2 separate regions of the Homo sapiens genome follow, and region 2 is linked to region 1. Evidence: read pairs that join two places in POLR2A ChIA-PET (ENCODE). Cell type or tissue: PC-9. All regions are shown on one strand. Links, peaks and the distances in the headings refer to the core of each region. The heading gives the core; the rest is flanking DNA.

The links. ChIA-PET counts read pairs that join two places held together with the same protein. Peaks named below come from ENCODE experiments on the same cell type or tissue, not always from the same donor. Only the 100,000 strongest peaks of a DNase experiment are listed, where the experiment ranks them.
Region 2: POLR2A ChIA-PET joins it to region 1 with 5 read pairs; 1 of 35 experiments calls an interaction of 5 or more read pairs at or near these places.

What each region holds. Positions count from the first base shown.
Region 1 is chr17:6,937,060-6,949,503 of GRCh38, reverse strand. It overlaps LOC124903906 (a long non-coding RNA gene), which reads right to left and starts at 7,870. Exons shown (of 2, transcript XR_007065595.1): 1 at 1-7,870. In PC-9, for the core only: no CTCF peak of the experiment used is centred there; no DNase peak of the experiment used is centred there; H3K4me3 peaks cover 1,373 bases.
Region 2 is chr17:5,173,917-5,186,360 of GRCh38, reverse strand. It overlaps ZNF594 (zinc finger protein 594), which reads left to right. Exons shown (of 2, transcript NM_032530.2): 2 at 2,085-6,826. The coding sequence starts at 2,105. The coding sequence ends at 4,528. It overlaps USP6 (ubiquitin specific peptidase 6), which reads right to left. Exons shown (of 38, transcript NM_001304284.2): 38 at 11,370-12,444. Among named protein-coding and RNA genes, the nearest start is that of ZNF594, 12 kb to the left of the region's middle. In PC-9, for the core only: no CTCF peak of the experiment used is centred there; no DNase peak of the experiment used is centred there; H3K4me3 peaks cover 1,696 bases.

The DNA.
Region 1 (12,444 bases), core at 2,552-10,551:
CTATGTTGCCCGGGCTGGTCTTGAATTCCTGGGCTCAAGTGATCCTCCTGCCTCTGCCTCCCAAAGTGTTGGGATTACAGGCGTGAGCCTCCCTAATGTTATTTAATTTAGATAAGTTCTCTGTCCTCTTTTGTCTTTTAGGACATTGACATTTTGGAGAGTCTAGGCTGGTTGTTTAGTACAATGTCTTTCAATATGGATTTGCCTGATTGTTTCCTCATGATTAGATTCAGCTTAAACATTTTTAGCAAGACTACGCCATAGGTGATGTGTGGCCAGTCACTTCAGGGGCTACTCTTAGACAATTGTTGGCCAGTTGCCTGTGCTTTGCTCCCATCCCACCCCACCTCCCATCATTTCCTTTGCCTGAAGTCTTTTGGGTAAGTTTGGCCACAGAAAGATGATAGCAGATGACTGGAGGGTGGGAGGAGGGGAAAGCCTAGGATATTGCCCCCTATTTCTCTGTTTTCCGTGACAGCTTTTCTTGTGTGTCTCCAATTCCTCCCAACCAAACGCTCTCTCTGTGGTTCCAGCTCCTGCGGGGGAAATACCCTCTCCTTAGTTCTGGCTCTTTCTGTTTGGCCTCAACTTCTGTGCTCTGATGAAACTACCTCATCCCGTTGACCCTTTAGTTCCAGGGTGGCAGTTGCTTTTGGCTGTTGCCGACCTCTCAGTGGCCTCATCATCTCATCCTGTGTTTGGCTTCTCAGCTTTTCCATTTCCTGTGTAACCAATTTCCTTATTAACGTTCCTCTTTATTTGGTTTGAAAAGTCTAGGGTGGTGTCTGTTTTCTTGACTAAACCTTGACTAATATAGGTAGGGTTTTCATCGTCAGTGTGATTTGTGTGACTTGTGGAATGGGGCCACGTGGCACAAAATAAGGCAGCATTAGCAACAGGAGTTATATGAGTGGAAATTCCTTTATAAGGAGAAATAAGCAGTGTAGGCCTCCTCCCTGGTTACACAAAAGGAAATATACAAAAAAGAAACATCTCAAGGTGGTAGAATTTTGTATGGTTTTTATATTATTTTTCTTCTTTTCTGTTCATCCAAATTACCTAAATTTTTTTTTACAATGGATGTAGATACTTTTGACATGAAGAAAAAATTGCCATATTTGTAAACAAATGAAGGAGAATGGTGTACAGGTGTACAAGTTGTATACAATAAAATATTATCAGAGGATACAAAAGTGGCTAACCCCCATCAAAAGACAAAAGACAAAATTACAACAAATTTAGAGACCTTAATTGGTTTTTATTTGCCATTCTAGAGTAAGGTAACACCTCATCCTACAAAATAGAATGAGTGCTCTGAGTTGCTGAGCAGAGGTGGTGGTAGGCAGAAAATGGCTGAGGAAAGCAGAAATAGAAAATAAAAGGTAGACTGGTTGTTTCAGAGTTACTTTCCTCGTAAAGATTAAAGCAGAGTGGACTTCCTTATTATACCAGCTAAAATTGGGTTGTTTGGGGATTTGGCTATTATGTCTCACTCTCCTGATTTCTTGGAAGGTCAGATAAACAACTTAGTTTTGTCTTGATGATGTGGGCCTGTAGCATGAGTGACTCCATTTTGGTTTGGTCTGTTGGACTTAGTATAGGAGCTCAGTCAAAACCAATGGCCTCCGATACATTTTATTTAATACCCCCACAAAAGCATTTGGCTCCCAAACCTTTTAAATAGAAAAAATAAGAAGGTCATTCAGTGTAAGATGATAAAAAGAGTAACAAGAGACTACTCTTATGAAATTTCTTCATATAAAATGCTTATACTTTTTGGTATGTCTGATATAGTTTATAATCTAATAATTTAAAAAAATTTCACAAAAAACAAAATCGTAAAATGGGAAATGGTTTAGTTGTTGAGGTTTTCACGTGATCACTCTAGCTCACAAATGGGCAAGTCTCCAGTGATCAAGAAAAAACTACACTGGTACTTATGGAAATGTTTACATTTAATAGGTGACATAACAGTGATTGTTTATAACAATTAAAGGCACTTTTTTCAACGTTTAATTACTTAGCTATCCTTAGGAATTTTGGAAAGCTCATTAGAAACTGAAGAATTTAAAGGGGTACCAAAGTAGCTGAAGCATGAGTTAGAATTCATAGAAAATGAGTAAAAAAGACTAGGAAATATTAGTGAAAAGATCAAATAGACTGCAAGGTTACAATAAAACTGCAGTAACCAAGACAAACAGAAATAATCAGAGATAAAATGGATTACTGGAAATGAGAAGTGCAAAAATGTAGAGGTACTCAGTAAGTATCAGATTTGAAAAATTAACAAGAAGTTTTCACAGAAGAGCCTAACATAGGAAATATGTACTGTAAGTGAGGGCATGCGAAAACCTGCTTCCACCCTACGTATAATCCAATATAATCTGGTACAAAATGTCTTGAAGAGTCAAAAGAAGGTAGTTTCCTAGGTGTTTAACTGTTTCAATGGCTCCCGTCAGTAAGTCATAGCTAGCAATGGACTTCTGACTTAAACCTGCTCATACCTGCTGCTATGGTTTGAATGTCTCCTCCAAAACCCTTATTGAAATTTAATTGCCATCATGATAGTATTAAGAGATGGGACCTTTAAAGGGTAATTAGGTCATGAGGGCTTGGCCCTTGTGAATAGATTGACGTTATCATGGGAGTGGCTTAGCTGTCGTGGGAGTTAGGTCTCCATTTTCTGTCTCTGTTTTGTGTGCTTGCTTGCCCTTCTGCCATGGGTTGATGCAGCAAGAAGGTCCTTGCCAGATTCTGACACCATGTTCTTAGGCTTTCTAGCCTCCAGAACTGTGAGTCAAATAAATTGCTATTCTTTTTAAATTAAATTAAATTTATTTATATATTTTGAGATGGAGTCTTGCACTGTTGCCCAGGATGGAGCACAGTGGCATGATCTGGGCTCACTGCAAGCTCCACCTCCTGGGTTCACGCCATTCTCCTGCCTCAGCCTCCCGGTAGCTGGGACTACAGGCACCCGCCACCATGCCCGGCTAATTTTTTGTACTTTTAGTAGAGATGGGGTTTCACCATGTTAGACAGGATAGTCTTGATCTCCTGACCTCGTGATCCACCCACCTCGGCCTCCCAAAGTGCTGGGATTACAGGCATGAGCCACTGCACCCAGCAGCCACTGCTATTCTTTATAAATTACCAAGTTGGTGACAGTCCATTATAGCAGCAGAAAATGGACTAAGACATCTGCCAAAACATGTATTTAGTCAGAGTCTGATTAAGGTTCTCTCAAGAGTTTATTCATTGGGCTCACTAAGTGCTATATGTTAGAAGAATAAGATTGTTAATTCTGTCTGAAATGAAGCATATTAATAAATAAATGCATTGACATTTTATTGTGAATAATTATGACCTTCTAGTATTGCATATTTATGTTATAGCTTAGGAACTTAGAAGAAAGTACCAAGTCAGAGTCAAGCCTGTTTGTCTTTACGACCTGCACTGAGACAAGAATCTGGGTTGAAGTAGTATCTCTGATTCTGAGAATCTCTTACTTTAGGATTTTCCATTGACAATATTGGAAAACATGATCTGGATTATGCAATATTTGGCTCTTCATAGGCTGCAAAGTTTTGAAAGGTGCTGGTGTGAATCTTGGCAGAGATCTCTGGCTTAGGCATTCCTTTACTTTCTCCCAACTTCATCCTGCGTAAATATCTCATTAGAGCGATATCTACTAATTCACAGGGCTATAGTGACACTCTATTGACACATCAGGAAAACTTTAGGACACAGGACTGGGAGGAGAAAACGGGCTTGGGATACCTTCTTATAGCTATGTACCTAACACTACCAAAATAATAAAAAACCCAATGGCTTTTATGCTTAAAAATTGATATTTATTAATTATATAATTCAAGCCCTTTTCTTTTAAGTCTCCCCCCACTCTGTTTGTAGAAGTTCGAGGTCATGATTACCTTTCCAATTTCCAGAGACACTATAAAATAACCATCATTAGATTTTTAGCTGTAGGTAATAAATAGAAGAGTTATTATAACATTCTGAGCATAATAGCTGGTGTTCCTAGAAATATCCAGGACAACTGTCATTTGTCATTTCTGGCAATGTCTAAGGCCTTGAGGCATCAAACAGGCATCTAAATGGAAAATCTGTCTGAACTGTGGTCAGTGGAGGGTTGAGATTCTTTTGAAAGCTATTGATGTGCAGTTATGTGAAATACAACCGCCATTTATGCCTGTAATCTGCTTGAGAGTAATCATGTACATAGTTAATACTCCAAACTACTTTTCTTTTTTTTTTTCTTTTATTATTATCCTTTAAGTTTTAGGGTACCTGTGCACATTGTGCAGGTTAGTTACATATGTATACATGTGCCATGCTGGTGCGCTGCACCCACTAACTCGTCATCTAGCATTAGGTATATCTCCCAGTGCTATCCCTCCCCCCTCCCCCCACCCCACAACAGTCCCCAGAGTGTGATGTTCCCCTTCCTGTGTCCATGTGATCTCATTGTTCAGTTCCCACCTATGAGCGAGAATATGTGGTGTTTGGTTTTTTGTTCTTGTGATAGTTTACTGAGAATGATGATTTCCAATTTCATCCATGTCCCTACAAAGGACATGAACTCATCATTTTTTATGGCTGCATAGTATTCCATGGTGTATATGTGCCACATTTTCTTAATCCAGTCTATCATTGTTGGACATTTGGGTTGGTTCCAAGTCTTTGCTATTGTGAATAGTGCCGCAATAAACGTACGTGTGCATGTGTCTTTATAGCAGCATGATTTACAGTCCTTTGGGTATATACCCAGTAATGGGATGGCTGGGTCGAATGGTATTTCTAGTTCTAGATCTCTGAGGAATCGCCACACTGACTTCCACAATGGTTGAACTAGTTTACAGTCCCACCAACAGTGTAAAAGTGTTCCTATTTCTCCACATTCTCTCCAGCACCTGTTGTTTCCTGACTTTTTAATGATTGCCATTCTAACTGGTGTGAGATGGTATCTCATTGTGGTTTTGATTTGCATTTCTCTGATGGCCAGTGATGATGAGCATTTTTTCATGTGTTTTTTGGCTGCATAAATGTCTTCTTTTGAGAAGTGTCTGTTCATGTCCTTTGCCCACTTTTTGATGGGGTTGTTTGTTTTTTTTTTGTAAATTTGTTTGAGTTCATTGTAGATTCTGGATATTAGCCCTTTGTCAGATGAGTAGGTTGCGAAAATTTTCTCCCATTTTGTAGGTTGCCTGTTCATCACTCTGATGGTAGTTTCTTTTGCTGTACAGAAGCTCTTTAATTTAATTAGATCCCATTTGTCAATTTTGTCTTTTGTTGCCATTGCTTTTGGTGTTTTAGACATGAAGTCCTTGCCCATGCCTATGTCCTGAATGGTATTGCCTAGGTTTTCTTCTAGGGTTTTTATGGTTTTAAGTCTAACGTTTAAGTCTTTAATCCATCTTGAATTGATTTTTGTATGAGGTGTAAGGAAGGGATCCAGTTTCAGCTTTCTACATATGGCTAGCCAGTTTTCCCAGCACCATTTATTAAATAGGGAATCCTTTCCCCATTGCTTGTTTTTCTCAGGTTTGTCAAAGATCAGATAGTTGTAGATATGCGGCGTTATTTCTGAGGGCTCTGTTCTGTTCCATTGATCTATATCTCTGTTTTGGTACCAGTACCATGCTGTTTTGGTTACTGTAAACTACTTTTCCATTCAGATCATTTTAGTTTGGTTAATTATGTAAAAGCAAATATTTGTTTAGAGTAATGCTGCTGCTCCATTAATGAATTATTGCCTGGTTCCCTCGTTATTGTACATCTCAGTCACTTTCAATTATGCTCAAAAGGCGCATCTCTCAAAGGAATCTTTTTTTTTTTCTTCCCACACTCACTCAGTTTAACTTCCTCTCCTGGTTTATCTAAACAGGAATTCATCTTCATTTTAGGAAGTACTTACTTCACAAATTAGCTTTCCTTACATTCTTTCTAAAGCAAAACAAATCTAGTTTTGTTTCTAAGAATCGAAATCAGAAATGCTATAACTTAAATTTTGTAACTGCTTAACAACAAACACACCGACTACAAGTTTTTCTTAAAGACAACATTGCCCATTTCCAGAGTATATATTTTTTCAATTAATAGACTTCATTTTAAGAGAAATTTTAGATTTACGGAAAAATTAAGCAGAAAGTGAGAATCTATTTTTTGAGCAGAAATTTTTGAGAGCTCACAAAATTTCAGGGTCTGTTGTAATAGTTGGGTTTCTGTTCCAATGAGCTTGTGGATACACCAATAGCTTATAGCCAAGTGCATATCAGTACCCATCAAATCCATGAGTGAGATATTTTTCTTTAAATCACATGGCTCTAAATGACAGGTTTTACATATACTTAGCCCTCTATAATGGCAGAGGTGGAATCTGTGGATACAGAGGGCCGACTGTTACCTGGAAAGCCAGGGTTTGTTTGCCTGGTGAGTAACAAGCGACCCTCCGTGAGAATGCAGGTTATGATGAATAGGAGTGTTCTTAGTTGGCACAAGAAAGGCAGGTACTGGGAGTATTCTCGAAAACAGCGTCTTCTCAAGGGAAAGTGACAGGAGGCTGTCGACAAAAAGGGCTAAAGTGTAACATAGTTAAAAAGGTTTATTCTGAGTGAAATGAGTGACCAAGGCCCACGACACAGCCCCAGGAGGTCCTGTGAACATGGGCCCAAGGTGCTCGGGCCACAGCTTGATTTTATACGTTTTAGGGTGACAGAAGTTACACAGATACCAATCAATACGTGTCAGGTGTGCGTCAATTCAGCCTGAAAAGGTGGGACAACTCAAGGCAGCAGCTTCCAGGTCATAGGTGGATTGAAAGATTTTCTGACTGGAAATTGGTTGAAAGAGTTATGTTATCTTTTTTATTTATTTATTTTTTTGAGACAGAGCCTCACTTTGTCACCCAGGCTGGAGTGCAATGGCACTATCTGGGCTCACTGCAACCTCCGCCTCCCGGGTTCAAGTGATTCTCCTGCCGCAGCCTCCTGATTAGCTGGGATTACAGGCACACACCATGCCTGGCTAATTTTTGTACTTTTAGTAGAGACGAGGTTTCACCATGTTGGCCAGGTTGGTATTGAAGCACCAGTGTACCAGCAGCAGCGGAGGTCCTCCTCCTTGCAGACCAGGGTTACCGCATAGGCAGTGTGCCCAGAGTAGCAGCTCAGAGGCAGGTCTGCACTCATACCCACTTCTAATTATATGCAAATTAAAGGAGTTATGCAGAAATTTCTAGAATGAGGGTGATAGCTTCCCAGTTGTCAGGTCGTTGCCATGGAAAGGGGCAGTAACCTCCAGGTGTTGCCATGGCAATGGTCAACTGACTTGGCACACTGGTGGGTGTGTCTTATGAGAAGGTGCTTCTGCCCCCCACCCCACCCCGCACCCCGACCTGTTTTTAGCTAGCCTTCAACTGGTCTAGTGTCCTAGCCCCACCTCTGGAGTCAAGTCCTGCCTCCCACCTCAGAATCTTGGTCTCCACAACCCCTTATCTTAACCCAGACAATTCCTTTCTATTGATTTCAGGTCCTTAGATAATAACAACTTGGCTGGGCACAGTGGCTCACGCCTGTAATCCCAGCACTTTGGGAGGCCAAGGCGGGCGGATCACCTGAGGTGGGGAGTTCGAGACCAGCCTGATCAACATGGAGAGACTCCATTTCTACTAAAAATACAAAATTAGCCGGGCATTGTGGCGCCTGCCTGTAATCCCAGCTACTCAGGAGGCTGAGGCAGGAGAATCGCTTGAACCGGGGAAACGGAGGTTGTGGTGAGCTGAGATTGTGCCACTGCACTCCAGCCTGGGCAATAAGAGGGAAACTACATCTCAAAAAAAAAAAAAAAAAAAAAAAAAGAGAGAGAGAGTGAGAGAGAGAGAGAGAGAGAGAGAGAGAGAGAGAAAATGGCTCAACAGCAAATGCAGGCATTTATGTCCAGGATAAACTTATAGAGGTGGGGGACCAGCTTAGTGTCAGTGCCCACTGCTTACAGGCTGGGGTATTTATAGGTATGGGCGGGAGGGGCCTGGGCAGTATGGCTTGCTGCCTGATAGGATATTGATAAGATGTTCCTTTGATCAGGCGGTTTGGCCCTTGTTCTGGTGGAGTGTGGTGTTCCTTGCATTTTCTCCTAGCAGAATAAGATAAGAGGCAGGCTGTTTCTCACGGTCCGAACCCCCGTGGAATGTTCCACTTTGACCAAGGTCTGTGAAATGGCGGGAGACTTACATAATGGTGCAGTTTGGACTAACACTTTTGAGGGCTCTTGTTTTTTTTGACTGTATATATTTTCTAGGAGGAGAACAAGTTTCTGGGTACTCTTAAATATTACTTGTGAGCTTTAAGTTACTCAGTGATTTGACTTACGGTGGTGGTTATCTTTAAATACGTCATGCTTTTTTTCTTAACCATTTTTAGTGTGGACTGTATAGAATACACAAAAGGCCACCATATTTATATACAATTTAAAAAATAATTTAAAGCAAATTAAAAAGTACCCAGATAGCTACAACCCAGTCCAAGAGTTAGAATATGGACAGAGTCCCTTTCCCCACTCCATCCCCTACCTGCAACAAACCTCTTCCTCTTCCCGGAAGTAACCACTCTCCAAACGTGTGACAATCACTTCCTTGCAAATGTTTATAGTTTTACACTTCTATATGCATTGCTTAATTTTGCCTTTTATGTTTAGACCTTTAATCTACTTGAAATTTATTTACGTATGATATAAAGGTCCATTTTTTTCCATATGGACACTTCCCTGTCCCACCACTGTCTATTAGAATTTCTACTTCCTCGCCTGATCTACACTACCACTGAGGCAGGAGAATAGGGTCTGGAGGCAGGGAAGCTAAGGCTGATTCATGCTGCTTATGAGGGAAAGGAGGGGTTGAATTGGGCTTAGGTTCGGAACCCAAGCCCGATTCATCCCTTTTCAACCCCTCCTTTTTTCTGCGAGGCAGTTGAAAAATGAAAGTACCTCTGATTGGTCCCCTCCTGCAACCAATCAGACTGGTCGGGGGCCAATGGGAACCCTCTAGAGGGTATTTAAACCTCAGAAAATTCAGTAACAGGCTTTGGAGCTGCTTGCTTGAGCCCACTGTCCTCTGTTGGAGTAAATCTCTGCTTTCCCTGCCTTGCTTTGTGTGTTTTGTCCAATTCTCAGTTCAAAACGCCAAGAACCTGGCCAACTACCCTTCAGCTGGTAACGTATTTTGGTGAGCCAGCCAGGAGGTAAGCCCAACGTTTGGGATTTATTTTCCTTTTTGTCCTCTTTCTCTCTCTTTTCCTTTCCAACTCGGGACTCTCGGTGGACAGTGCCTAGGCATGGAGGCAACCGCAGGTTTGTGGTTGGGGCCACTCTCCAGGGAAACTGAAAGGGTTCCGTGTGGAAGCGCCTGATCACCACCACCCGGTTTGGGTGAGGGACCTGAGTCCTTTTCTTTTCAGTCTTGCAGCAGCTGTTTCCTGGCAGGGCAAATGGTCAGAAATACCATATGTACAGGCCTTCACGGCCCTACGCCAAAACCTAATCATCTCCGCAAAGAAAGTCCAAAGACAGGACTAGATAGTATAGATGACCCCCTTTTATAAGGGCCACCTGTCTCTCAGGGTGAACATAACCGCCCCCACGTAGCCCCTTGCCAAGTGCTCCTGAGGCTAAAACCCAAACCCTGGACACCCTACTAGGTCCCCCTCACGCTCGGAGGGGACACTACATTCCACTCTCCCTCCAGCCCTGCTACCCCTTCAGGAAGTAGCAGGAGCCGAGGGGCCAGTCCTAGTGCAGGCCACCTTCTCTATAACTGATATACAACGGTGTCAGGGAAAGCTAGGAAGCTCTTCTAAGAATCCCAGGAAATTAGCAGATGGGTTCCAAACTTTGACCTCAGCCTTCGATCTCTCACAGAGAAATGTTCAATTCATTCTAGCAACCTCTTGCACCCCCTTTGAAAAGGAATGAATCTTTTGAGGCTGCCCACTGGGAAGCAGACGATTTATTTGCCCAAAACCCTCAGGGCAATCACCTGGGCCCAGACACAGTCCCCACAACTGATCCTAATTGAGACTCTAATGCTCTCGTGGGAACGAAAAACTGGGCTAAATTTCTTGAGGCTCTCCTTGGAGGAATGAGAAAGGGAATAACTAAGGCAGTAAGTGATGATGAAGTAAGGGAGGTTCCACCGGACCAGGTAACCCTTGCCATGCTCATGCTACAATCTGGAAAGGAAGAGGGCTGCTAACTAGCAAACACTCCCCTGTAAAGCATAGGCCTGAAATTCTGCAGCTTTTGGAAGCAATACACCTGCCAAAGGCTGTAGCTGTAATTCATTGCAGGGAGCATCAAAGGGCCTTAACCCTTATAGCACAAGGAAACAGAAAGGCTGATAGAGAAGCGAAAGCTGTAGTTCTCAGGGTGCAATCCCAACAGATTCCAGCTCTACTTCTTTTCTGTGATTCCCCAATGGAGCCTGAATACACACCACAGGAAGAACAGTTAATAAAGGAGCAAGGGGGACAAAACCCAGGATGCTGGTGGTACATGGCATCAAAACCACATCTCCCTCAAGCAGCCTGATGGAGAATTAGAAAAACTCTGCATGACTCTTTGCATATGGGGAGAGAAGCCACCCTGGCCGTGGTTAACAGGCTCTTCATTGAGCCTAACTTAGCTTCTGTGGTTAAGCATGTCTGTCAAACCTGCTCACTGTGTGCACTGAACAGCCCAGGAAACAGAATGCCTCCTGTAATAGAACCAGTCCAGAGGGGAGTTGTATTAGAGGACGCTGATAGAACATACCCAGGAAAAGATGGGCGATTAGACTTCACACATATGCCAGCTGGCAGAGGTTATAAGTTTTTGTTAGTGCTAATAGATATCTTTACTGGTTGGGTCGAAGCTTATCCTACCAGATCAGAGAAGGCTACTGTGGTTATAAGGTTCTCTTAAAAGAAATAATCCCCCAGTTTGGGTTACTTCAGCGTCTCCAAAGTGATAACGGCCCATACTTTATCTCCCAGATAACTCAAGTAGTTGCTAAGGCTCTCAGAATCAAATACTATTTACATTCAGCATGGAGGCCTCAATCCTCTGGGAAAGTAGAAAGGGCTAATCAACCTCTAAAAGGATCGTTAGCTAAGTTCGATCAGGAAACATCAGAAGCTTGGGTCAGCTTACTGCCCATAGCTCTCTTAAAAATCTGTAATACCCCTAGAGCAAAATTTAATATAAGCCTATACGAAGGCTATTAGTTTGTTTTTATGTGTGTGTGTGTGTGTTTTTTTTTTTTTTTTTGAGACGGAGTCTCTCTCTATCGCCTAGGCTGGAGTGCAGTGGCACGATCTTGGCTCACTGCAAGCTCCGCCTCCCGGGTTCACGCCATTCTCCTGCCTCAGCCTCCCGAGTAGCTGGGACTACAGGCGCCCGCCAGCACGCCCAGCTAATATTTTGTATTTTTAGTAGAGACGGGGTTTCACCGTGTTAGCCAGGATGGTCTCGATCTCCTGACCTTGTGATCTGCCCGCCTCGGCCTCCCAAAGTGCTGGGATTACAGGCCTGAGCCACTGTGCCCGGCCTTGTTTTTTTGGACATGGAATTTTCGCTCTTGTTGCCCAGGCTGGAGTACAATGCCTTGATCTTGGCTCACTGCAACCTCTGCCTTCCGGGTTCAAGCGATTCTCCTGCCTCGGCCTCCCGAGTAGCTGGAATTACAGGCATGAACCACCATGCCCGGCTAATTTTGTATTTTTAGTAGAGATGGGGTTTCTCCACGTTGGTCAGGCTGGTCTTGAACTCCTAACCTCAGGTGATCTGCCCGCCTTGGCCTCCCAAAGTGCTGGGATTACAGAAGGCTATTCTTAACTGATGATGTAATTACTGATTCAGAAACAGCTGGTTTAGTAAAATACCTAGTTAACCTAGGACAATGTCAGCAGGTTTATACAGAAGTTTGGAACTCAAAGGCTTCCGGTACTGGAAGCTAACCAGCCACCTCAAATCAGGCCAGCAGATAAGGTGCTTGTTAAAGCATGGACGGAGGGGTCACCTCCTCAACAATTACAACCCCAATGGAAGGCACCGTTTTCAGTGATACTGGCCACGCCTTCTGCGGTCAAAGTACTGGGATTAGATAGTTGGATACACCTTTCAAGGATCAAGTCTGTGATACCTGAAGCCCCGGACCTGGAACCTGAAGTTCCCATCAGCCACTGCACCTGTGAACCTGTGGCAGCCCTGAAGTACCTGTTTAGAAGACAGCCAAAAGAGAAATGCCTACCAACGTTCCTTGGTGTTTTTGTTGCATAGTTACTGTAGGCTGGATAATAGTAGCCATGTTTTTTTTTTTTTTTTTTTTTTTGCAGATTAATTACCTTCTTTCAAACAGTTGGAATCACTTCCTTCATAGTAATTAAGTAGAATCTT
Region 2 (12,444 bases), core at 1,865-9,864, 1.8 Mb after region 1:
AAAGGGGCCAATGTAGATAGAGCTCAAGCTGTGGCTTCAGAGGGTGCCCTAAGCCTTGGCAGTTTCCACATGGTGTTGAGTCTTTAGGTACACAGAAGTCAAGAATTGAGGTTTGGGAACTTCCACCTGGATTTCAGAAGATGTATGGAAACGCTTGGATGCCCAGCCAGAAGTTTGCTGCAGGGGCAGGGATCTCATGGAGAACCTCTGCTAGGGCACTGCAGAAGGGAAATGTGGGGTCGAAGCCACCATATGGAGTCCCTACTCGGGCACCTTCTAGTGGAGCTGTGAGAAGAGGGCCAATGACCTCCAGACCCCAGAATGGTAGATCCACCTACAGCTTGCACCGTATGCCTGGAAAAGCTGCAGACACTCAACACCAGCCCGTGAAAGCAGCCAGGAGGGAGGCTGTGCCCTACAAAGCCACAGGGGTGGAGTTGCCCAAGACCATGGGAACCCACCTCTTGCATCAGCATGACCTGGATGTGAGACCTGGAGTCAAAGGAGATCATTTTGGAGGTTTAAAATTTGATTGCCTTGCTGGATTTCGGACTTGCATGGGCCCTGTAACCCCTTTGTTTTGGCCAATTTCTCCCATTTGGAACAGCTGTATTTACCCAGCAATACCTGTACCCCCATTATATCTAGGAAGTAACTAGCTTGCTTTTGATTTTACAGGCTCATAGGAGGAAGGGACTTGCCTTGTTTCTGTTGAGACTTTGAACTGTGGACTTTTGGGTTAATGCTGAAATGAGATGAGACTTAGGGGGACTGTTGGGAAGGCATGATTGGTTTTGAAATGTGAGGACATAAGATTTGGAGGGGCCAGGGGCAGAATGATATGGTTTGGCTCTGTGTCCCCACTCAAGTCTCATCTTGAATTGTACTCCCATAAATCCCATGTTTTGTGGGAGGGATATGGTGGGAGATAATTTGAATCATGGGGGCAGTTTCCCCCCTACTATTCTCATGGTAGTGAATAAGTCTCATGAGATCTGATGATTTTATCAGGGGTTTCTGCTTTTGCATCTTCCTCATTTTCTCTTGCCACCACCATGTAAGATGTGCCTTTCACCTCCCACCATGATTCTGAGGCCTTCCCAGCCATGTGGAACTGTAAGTCCAACTAAACCTCTTTTTCTCTCCAGTCTCAGGTATGTCTTTATCAGCAGCATGAAAACGGACTAATCCACTGGGGAAGGTCAGGGATTTGATAACGTGGACCCTCAAAAGCAATAAGCTCATCTATCTTGTAATTTCAGAAGAAATCAAATTGCCACACAAAAGGAGGCAATTCCATCAGAATATCAGAAAGAAAAATGTGAGGTCTGAGAAGAAGAGAATTGATTTCTATTGAAATGACAGCCAAACGTTTTTATTCTGAGGCATAGTACAGATTTGCTTAACTATCATGATATATAGGGAGGAAAGAGCAGTATGCTGGTTATTAATTTATTGCCTCTCAACTCCAGATCCACCCATCTTTGTTTGCTTTTGTTACAAAGCTGGATTCTGTAAACATTTCTCCTTTGCCAGTTCGTACAAGATTTGACTTTGTCAACAGAGGATGCTGGAGGGACAATGCGTGGCCATGGGAAGAGAAACTAACTTCCTGGTACCGGTGTGCTGTTCTATTTTTATTTATTTATTTTAATTATTTACTTATGTGGCTGCTAGCAGATCAACTTGTGGGAGGCCTGGTGGCATTTACCCTAGTGGGTTGCTTCCTGTGAACCAGTTCAGGCCCAGCCACACCATCCAGCAAGTTCCTCCCCCATCCAACAGGCCACTTCCTGTGGACCAACTCCAGATTGCCCTCCTCCCCCAGTGAATTAATTCACCACCCTTTAGGCCACTCCCACAGCCCAGCTCCAGCCTGCACCCTGGCGGGTTTTTTCACCAACAGGGTATGTGGTAGCACAGGTTCCTGTGTTAGCCACAGTGTCGCTAGTGAAAGCCACATCTCAGCTTTGGCAGGGAAAGGTCTTCTGAGTTCTTTGTTCCTCCCTCTTAGACTGCCCAGTATAATGAAGAGATGATATTTGTATTTTAGGAATTATAGAATGATCTACTTATCATTTCAGATTCTGAAGACAGGAATAAGATGAAGGAATGGAAATCAAAGATGGAAATTTCTGAAGAAAAGAAGTCAGCAAGGGCTGCATCCGAAAAACTCCAAAGACAAATCACCCAGGAATGTGAGTTAGTTGAAACCAGTAATTCTGAGGACAGATTATTGAAGCACTGGGTAAGCCCTTTAAAGGATGCAATGAGACATCTCCCTTCCCAAGAGAGCGGTATCAGGGAAATGCATATTATCCCCCAGAAAGCCATTGTGGGAGAGATTGGCCATGGATGTAATGAAGGAGAAAAAATACTTTCTGCAGGAGAAAGCTCCCATAGATATGAGGTTAGTGGCCAAAACTTCAAACAGAAGTCAGGATTAACTGAACATCAGAAAATTCATAATATAAATAAGACCTATGAATGTAAGGAATGTGAAAAAACCTTCAACAGGAGTTCAAACCTGATCATACATCAGAGAATTCATACAGGAAATAAGCCATATGTGTGTAATGAATGTGGGAAAGACTCTAATCAAAGTTCAAATCTTATTATACATCAGAGAATTCATACAGGAAAGAAACCTTATATATGTCATGAATGTGGAAAAGACTTCAATCAGAGCTCCAATCTGGTGAGACATAAGCAAATTCACAGTGGTGGGAATCCCTATGAGTGCAAAGAGTGTGGGAAGGCTTTTAAGGGAAGCTCAAACCTTGTCCTGCACCAGAGAATCCACAGTAGGGGGAAGCCATATTTATGCAATAAATGTGGGAAGGCTTTCAGTCAAAGCACAGATCTTATTATACATCACAGAATTCACACTGGAGAGAAACCCTATGAATGTTATGACTGTGGACAGATGTTCAGTCAAAGTTCACACCTTGTCCCACATCAGAGAATTCACACTGGAGAGAAACCCCTCAAATGTAATGAATGTGAAAAAGCCTTCAGGCAGCATTCTCACCTTACTGAACACCAGAGACTCCACAGTGGAGAGAAACCCTATGAATGTCACAGATGTGGGAAGACCTTCAGTGGGCGCACAGCTTTTCTTAAACATCAGAGATTGCATGCTGGAGAGAAAATTGAAGAATGTGAGAAAACCTTCAGCAAGGATGAGGAGCTTAGGGAAGAGCAGAGAATTCACCAGGAAGAGAAAGCTTATTGGTGTAATCAGTGTGGTAGGAATTTCCAGGGCACCTCAGACCTCATCAGACATCAGGTAACTCATACAGGAGAGAAACCATATGAATGTAAAGAATGTGGGAAAACTTTCAATCAGAGCTCAGACCTTCTGAGACATCATAGAATTCACAGTGGAGAAAAACCTTGTGTATGTAGCAAATGTGGGAAATCTTTTAGGGGCAGCTCAGATCTTATTAGACACCATCGTGTTCATACTGGAGAGAAACCCTATGAATGTAGTGAATGTGGGAAAGCCTTTAGCCAGAGGTCACACCTTGTTACACACCAGAAAATCCATACTGGAGAGAAGCCCTATCAGTGCACTGAATGTGGGAAAGCCTTCAGGCGGCGTTCACTCCTTATTCAACATCGGAGAATTCATAGTGGTGAGAAACCCTATGAATGTAAGGAATGTGGGAAGCTCTTCATTTGGCGCACAGCTTTCCTCAAACATCAGAGCCTGCATACTGGAGAGAAACTTGAATGTGAGAAAACCTTCAGCCAGGATGAGGAGCTTAGGGGAGAGCAGAAAATTCACCAGGAAGCGAAAGCTTATTGGTGTAATCAGTGTGGTAGGGCTTTCCAGGGCAGCTCAGACCTCATCAGACATCAGGTAACTCATACAAGAGAGAAACCATATGAATGCAAAGAATGTGGGAAAACTTTCAATCAGAGCTCAGACCTTCTGAGACATCATAGAATTCACAGTGGAGAAAAACCTTATGTATGCAACAAATGTGGGAAATCTTTTAGGGGTAGCTCAGATCTTATTAAACACCATCGTATTCATACTGGAGAGAAACCCTATGAATGTAGTGAATGTGGGAAAGCCTTCAGCCAGAGGTCACACCTTGCTACACACCAGAAAATCCATACTGGAGAGAAACCCTATCAGTGCAGTGAATGTGGGAATGCCTTCAGGCGGCGTTCCCTCCTTATTCAACATCGGAGACTTCATAGTGGTGAGAAACCCTATGAATGTAAGGAATGTGGGAAACTCTTCATGTGGCACACGGCTTTCCTCAAACATCAGAGACTGCATGCTGGAGAGAAACTTGAAGAATGTGAGAAAACCTTCAGCAAGGATGAGGAGCTTAGAAAAGAGCAGAGAACTCACCAGGAAAAGAAAGTTTATTGGTGTAATCAGTGTAGTAGGACCTTCCAGGGCAGCTCAGATCTCATCAGACATCAGGTAACTCATACAAGAGAGAAACCATATGAATGTAAAGAATGTGGGAAAACTCAATCAGAGCTCAGACCTTCTGAGACATCATAGAATTCACAGTGGAGAAAAACCTTACGTATGCAATAAATGTGGGGAATCTTTTAGGAGCAGCTCAGATCTTATTAAACACCATCGTGTTCATACTGGAGAGAAACCTCATGAATGTAGTGAATGTGGGAAAGTCTTTAGCCAGAGGTCCCACCTTGTCACACACCAGAAAATCCACACTGGAGAGAAGCCCTATCAGTGCACTGAATGTGAAAAAGCCTTCAGGCGGCGTTCACTCCTTATTCAACGTCGGAGAATTCATAGTGGTGAGAAACCCTATGAATGTAAGGAATGTGGGAAACTCTTCATGTGGCACACAGCTTTCCTCAAACATCAGAGACTGCATGCTGGAGAGAAACTTGAAGAACGTGAGAAAACCTTCAGCAAGGATGAGGAGCTTAGGGGAGAGCAGAAAATTCACCAAGAAGAGAAAGCTTATTGGTGTAATCAGTGTGGTAGGGCTTTCCAGGGCAGCTCAGACCTCATCGGACATCAGGTAACTCATACAGGAGAGAAACCATATGAATGTAAAGAATGTGGGAAAACTTTCAATCAGAGCTCAGACCTTCTGAGACATCATAGAATTCACAGTGGAGAAAAACCTTATGTATGCAACAAATGTGGGAAATCTTTTAGGGGCAGCTCAGATCTTATTAGACACCATCGTGTTCATACTGGAGAGAAACCCTATGAATGCCCTGAATGTTGGAAGGCCTTCAGTCAGAACTCACACCTTGTCAGTCATCAAAGAATTCATACCAGAGAGAAACCCTTTGAATGTAGCAACTGTGGTAAGGCCTTCAGTGGGTGGACAGCTTTTCTTAAGCACCAGAAACTTCACATTGGAAAGGAATTTGAAGACTGTAAGAGTCTACAAACAGGACCTATTCTAATAGGTAGCAGAAACCTAATGAATGCAGTAAAACTAGGAAAAGTCTGATGGAGACCACATCTTATTGCACTACAAATGAGTTTTATTAGAAAAAAACCATGGGAAGGTGGGAAAGCAGAGAAAATACCTACTGGATTTTTCAAACGTAAGTATAATCAAGTGGAAAAGCCAAAAGCTCTTGGACATAATCACCTTTTTTTTTTCTGTCTCAGAACTGACACTAGAATATGGTCCCAACGATACAATTTTTTAAATTATTTATTTTTTAACATACAAAGAGATGAGGTCTCACTATGTTGCCCAGGCTGGACTTGAACTCTTGGGCTCAAGCACTCCTCCCTCCTCAGCCTCCCAAAGGGTTGGGATTACCGGCATGAGCCACTGCACCAGCCCCAGGGGTCTAATTACTTGAGAATGTTTTAAGGGATGTCTATCATTATTAAAATCATTATAAATCACTTTGGCAACAACCCCAAAACTAAATTATTCATGGAAAGAGCCATTTCAATCTTGACTTCCTAGTCGAGTGACAAGTTTAAATGTGGGAAAAAACCCTGTGAAAGTAATGAGTGTAGGCCAGGTGCGGTGGCTCGTACCTGTAATCCAGCACTTTGGGAAGCCAAGGTGGGCAGATCACGAGGTCACGAGTTGATCATGAGGAGTTACTATGCCCAGCCAACATACTAAAACCCCGTCTCTACTAAAAATAACAAAAATTAGCCAGGCATGGTGGGGCACGCCTGTAGTCCCAGGTACTTGCGAGGCTAGGGCAGGAGAATCACTTGAACCTGGGAGGTGGAGGTTGCGGTGAGCCAAGATCATGCCACTGCACTCCAGCCTGGGCAACAAGTGCGAAACTCCATCTCAAAAAAAAAAAAAAGTCTAACTCTTCTGCTTGTCTTTACAATGCTGTACAGTGAGAGCTAATGTTTATAAGGATAAACAGGATACTTACAGGGATTTGAAGGTAATTTAATTCAGTGGTTTCCAACTTTTTAATCACCAAGGCCTTCTTTTTACTCCCCTATGTCCTGTGTCTTAAAAGATTATGTTTACCAAACTGCATTTATTAAAGAATTATATTTTGCTACATAAAGGCATGTACAACACAAATCATGCTTCTGACTGGCACCATGTAGGCAGACCTAGGTACTAAAATTCCAGCCCAAAGCAAATAATTTACCATTTTCATTAGTCTTTTTATTCCTTTTGTGGGCAAACATATCGTCTATGTTAGGCTTTTTGAAATATTAACTATGACTTGTAAACTCCAGATTAAAAACTAACCAATTCATCTTTGATGGAGCTTGAATCAAACTAAGGGTATTGGACTTTTGAAAGATTGAAATTTTTGTTACAGTATGGAATGTTTTTAACTGAATGTTGAAATAAAAGTTATTTAAGAATTACTTAGTGACTGTTTAGTATGTGCCAGGGGCCGTAATTAGATGGGGCTGAAGAAAGATAGTCATTGTTGAATCTTCTTCAGGTAGACCAGGTCCTCCTTGAGGTTCTCAGGCTGCATCTCCAGGTTGGCTCCGGCCAGGGTCAGCTTGTCCAGCCCCTGGTGCAGCTCCAGAGACCCAGCCTCGCTTGGTGCAGAAGTCATTGGCAGCCAGGTGGGCATCATCCACCTGTAGCCAGCACTTCTCCATTCTGCCAACGTCTCCGGCCTGGTGAGTCTGGATGTGAGCGCATCCCAGGGGGCCCAAGGCACAGAGAGAGAGAGGAACGGGGTGGAGGGAGGGAAGTGTGTGCAGGGGCCAGGAGCGCCAGGCTGCTCGGGCTTCCCGGCCCCTGCAGCCCGCCAGGAGCTGTGGCCAAGGCAGAGGCCTGCCCTGCTGCTGCTGGCGCTGTCACCTCCCTGTGGTCCTGCCTTCTGGGTCCTTGAGGGCCTCCTGTCATCTGGAACTGGAAATAAGTTAGTGAAGCGACGTTTTGTGAATATTTATTGGCCTTTGCGTCTTTGTCTTCATTTTCAGTGCTGGCTTTTCTGTTGGGTCATTTGTGTTCTTATGTTGATTTGAAGAATTTAAAAAGGTATTCTATAAATTAATCCTTTATGGGGTCATTTCTAGTGCAGATAGTTGTTTCTTAGTCTGGTCATTGTACCGTAATTTTATTTCACATTTCTTTCTTGCTGGTAAATAAGAATCTAATTGATTTTATATATTGATTTTGTATCTTGTTACCTGGTTTAATTCACATATTCATAGGCATCATTTTTGGATTGTGGTGGGTTTTTCATGTACTTATGTACATGTAGTTATGTACTTATGTACTTAAATACTTAACGTACTTACATACTTATGTAGTTAGTGTCAGCCACATATAATAACACCTATATTGCTTAAATGTTGGTTCTTACACCTTTATTTTTCTTTATTTTCTTCTTTTATTGTCCCCATCACACCTCCTGAACACGGTGTGTCTGGTTCTGATTCCAGGGAACAGGTTTCAGTGATCCTGTATTCCTTATGTAGTTTATTATAATTTCATTTTAGACAAACAATGAGATTAAGGAAGCTGCCTTCTTTTACATATGCTAAGAGTTATTTATGACTAATTGTTGAATTTGAATAAATGCTTTTTTTTACATATACTGTAAATAATCATATGTTTTTCTCGTATTTTTCTGAAAATAGGATATTTTATGTGAACTATTTTTGGATGTTAACCAATCCTGCATTTTTTAGTATATCCCACTTGGTATCCATGTGTTACATTTCCATATGTGGTTTAATTCATATGATATGGTTTTTTTTAGAATATTTGTATTTCTGTTAATGAAAGAGTGGGCCTATAATTTTTTTTTCTAAGGTCCTGTTCAGATTGTGGTGTCAAAGTAATGCTGGCTTCACAAAAAAAAAAAACTGAAAAATATTTCCTATATTTCTTCTCTTTGGAAGAGTCTGAGAAATTTAGGTGTTTTCTTCCTTAAATATTTGGAATATTTCTTTAGGTATGGAATTTTCCTTGTGGAACAGTATTTTTGTTGGCTGGTTTGACTTCTAATAATTCAAATCCTTCGGTATATGTAGGAGTTTTCTTGTTTTATGTTATTTCTGTGTCCGTTTTAGTAAGTTTATTTTTATTTTTATTTTTTGGGGGACAGAGTCTCACTCTGTCTCCCAGGCTAGAGTGCAGTGGCGCAATCTCGGCTCACTGCAACTTCCGCCTCCTGGATTCAAGCAATTCTCCAGCCTCAGCCTCCTGAGTAGCTGGAGTTACAGGTGCGTGCCACCACCCCGGCTAATTTTTGTGTTTCTAGTAGACACGGGGTTTCACTATGTTGGCCAGGCTGGTCTCGAACTCCTGACCTCGTGATCCACCTGCCTCAGCCTCCCAAAGTGCTAGTATTACAGGTGTGAGCCACAGTGCCCGGCTGTATTTTTTAGTAGAGACGGGTTTTCAGCATGTTGGCCAGGCTGGTCTCGAACTCCTGGCCTCAGGCGATCCACCTGCCTCGAACTCCCAAAGTGCTGGGATTACAGGCGTGAGCCACCATGTCCGGCCTAGTAAGTTTATTTTTCAATGTGATGTTATTTGAATCTCTGTTGTCAAACTTGTAGTCCTAAGTATTTCACCGAACCCTCCTAGTGTCTTAATACACTGCTCTATGGAACAGGCTTTTGTTTTGGTTCCGGATATTGGTTTTCTGTGTCTTTCCTCTTTGCCTCAGTTGGTTTCACTAGTGGTTTCTTAAGTGTATTAATATTTATAAACCAACTTTTTTTTTTTTTTTTATGAGACAGAGACTCACTGTGTTGCCCATGCTGGAGTGCAGTGGTGCGATCTCGGCTCACTGCAAGCGCCGCCTCCCTGGTTCAGGCCATTCTCCTGCCTCAGCCTGCCGAGTAGCTGGGACTACAGGCACCCGCCACCCCGCCTGGCTAATTTTTTGTATTTTTTAGTAGAGACGGGGTTTCACTGTGTTAGCCAGGATGGTCTTGATCTCCTGACCTCGTGATCCGCCTGCCTCGGCCTCTCAAAGTGCTGGGATTACAGGTGTGAGCCTCTGCGCCCAACCCTATAAACCAACTTTTATCCTTGATTTGTTTCTGTTGCTTTTTTTTTCCTATTTCATTGATGTCTGCTCTTTATTACTTTCTCATTCTTTCATTTTGATCGTTTTTAATTCTTGAGAAGGGAGTTTATGTGATTGACTGTCAATCTTTTTTTCTATTCTAACATACTCCTTTAAGGCTGTAAATTTCTCTCTAAGCAGGGATTTATCTGACAGCCCACATTTTCCATCAGGTGTTTCCAAACCCTGTGTCTGCAGCCGCATTGACCTCCCAGTGTCTCCACCCTGTATCACCTACAGCCATGCCAGGCTTGTGTGTCTCCATCCTTGTGCAACAGAGACCCTGTCTCTATTTAAAAAAAAAAAAAGAAGAAACCTAAAAACAGACTGGCACTTAAAAGAGTTGTGCTTCATTTTTTGACTTTCCGTATTAATTTTCTGTTTGTTTGTTCCTTAAACAAGCTGCCACTGCTGCTGATTCAACATGTTTCATTTTATTCTTTTTTTTTTTTTTTTTTTTTGAGACAGAGTTTTGCTCTTGTTGCCCAGGCTGGAGTGCAATGGCGTGATCTCGGCTCACTGCAACCTCTGCCTCCCGGGTTCAAGCAATTCTCCTGCTTCAGCCTCCCAAGTAGCTGGGATTACAGGCATGCACCACCATGCCTGGCTAATTTTGTATTTTTAGTAGAGACGGGGTTTCTCCATATTGGTCAGGCTGGCCTGGAACTCTCAACCTTAGGTGATCCGCCTGCCTTGGCCTTCCAAAGTGCTGGGATTACAGGTGTAAGCCACTGGGCCTGGCCCATTTTATACATTTTTAATGTGTATTCTTGTTTTTGGAAAATGTGAACAGAGTACTATTAAACTCTTTTAGCGTCGGTGTAGCAAGGAGGTAAAGAAACAAACAACAAAACAAACAAAAAATCCCTCTTTGTGAAATAGGATTGAATATCGTTGGATTGAGCACTTACCAAGCAACTGTGCCAGGGTTTGTGTCCTTCATTTAATTCTTACAAGCCTGAGTGTTCCGTATTTTAACTTTATAGGTGAACAAATAGAAGCTGAGGGTGAAGGACCTACAGCTGTCACCTTCATCTCTTCTCAACACTGCCAGATGTCTCCTTGGATCTCCCAGACAGACAACAAGGGGCATCTCTGGTTTCTCGGTGCCCGCTAGAAACCTAGGGTCATTTCAAGGCATTATGCAAATGAGAAGCTTTCCTTCTCTTCACCTCATCTCCTGATCTGCACAAAAATGACTGTAGGACCCACTGTAGGTACCAATGTAGGCACCAATCCTCAGTTTACCACCTGCTCTCTACTTGCTTCCCTGCCATAACTTTCTAAAAGGGATGTGAGCCATGTTTAAAGTCACCTGGTCACTGGAGAGATCTTGTTCTACCCTCTACATCAGTGGTTGCCAACCTTTTTGGCACCAGGGATGGGTGTTGTGGAAGACAATTTTTCCACGGACTGGGGGGATGGGGGGAATGGTTTCAGGATAAAACTGTTCCACCTCAAATCATCAGGCATTAGATTCTCATAAGGAGCACACAACCTAGATTGCTAGCATGCGCAGTTCACAATAGGGTTCTTTCTCCTGTGAGAATGGCGTGCCGCTGCTGATCTAACAGGAGGCAGAGCTCAGGCGGTAATGGGAGCAAGGGGGAGCGGCTATAAATACAGCTCGCCACTCACCTCCTGCTGTGCAGCCCGGTTCCTAACAGGCCATGGACAGTACTGGTCTGTAGCCCAGGAGTTGGGGAATCCTGCTCTACAGAGTTTCCAACCTCAGAGATGAAGCATCCCCTCTGTATACAAGTCAGAAAGAAATTATTCAAGTAGGAGAATTAAAACAGGATCACAGAGAGGGAGGCTGAAGAATTTGACTTTCTGTGTTTACTTGTATGAGGAAAAACAGCACATAGAGGCAACCACAGTATTTAATTTGTTTGGATAATAGTTAACAGATAAACAGGTACACCCCATATACAATTACCAATACTTTTGATACAGTTCATATTTCAGTACATCAACACTATTTTATTTACACTCTATTTATGTACATTAACATCTTTCTAAAGTCAGTGCATTGTCAACAAGTTTTATACAGTAATTTACAAGGTGAATGTAGTTAATAGTTAATTTAATAAATTTTCCGCTAGTTCATGAATTAAAAAAATTAATTACAACCAGTATAACACAAATCACACAACATTAGTAGATTGTGCTACCTGTTTAAATAAAACATCTGTAAAGAAATTATTTAAAATCTTCCACTTTTTAATGGGACATGTCCAGGTAGGAATGGACAGATTTTATTTACTGAAAATCTTGAAACTATAAAGTGTGCATTTTGTCTGACTTTATTACATTAGACAATTTAGGCCACTCCTACCTACTTGCAATTATATTTTTTCTGAAAAGGATTTCAATTTAGGTAGCCATTTAAGATAACCTTTCCAAATGCTCTGAGAACTAGATATTAATAGTTACTGGCCTCAGATATCAGAACACAAATGCTTAGTTACATTGGTAATTACTACCTATGAGGAAGAAAGGGTAATGGAATCTGGCAATGAGAATCAACTTGCAGGGTCTAAATGAATAAACAAAGACCAAAAATAAGGTGAAACATTTCCTTCAAGTATATATTAAGAAACTACATGAAAAAAATTCTACCTCAAATAAATAATATTTATACTTTTGTTCCAATCTTAAATAATTAGAGGGAAAAAATGAAGTAAGCAAAGAAACATAACTTTCAATGACTACTGTAAAATTTAAAAAAAGACAAATATCAAAATAAAAAAACCAGTGGACATGCAAACAAAGCAAAACTAAAGTTGACTTCCTAAAACCACCAATTTCATTAAATATACTTATGAACTCCTAATGTCTGGGATGTGTTTTGTTTGTAATTTATAGCCCTTAGAGCCATCAAATACACACAAGCAAGTTCATTTGCATGTGTTCTCTCTTTTTTAAAGTGCAAAACAA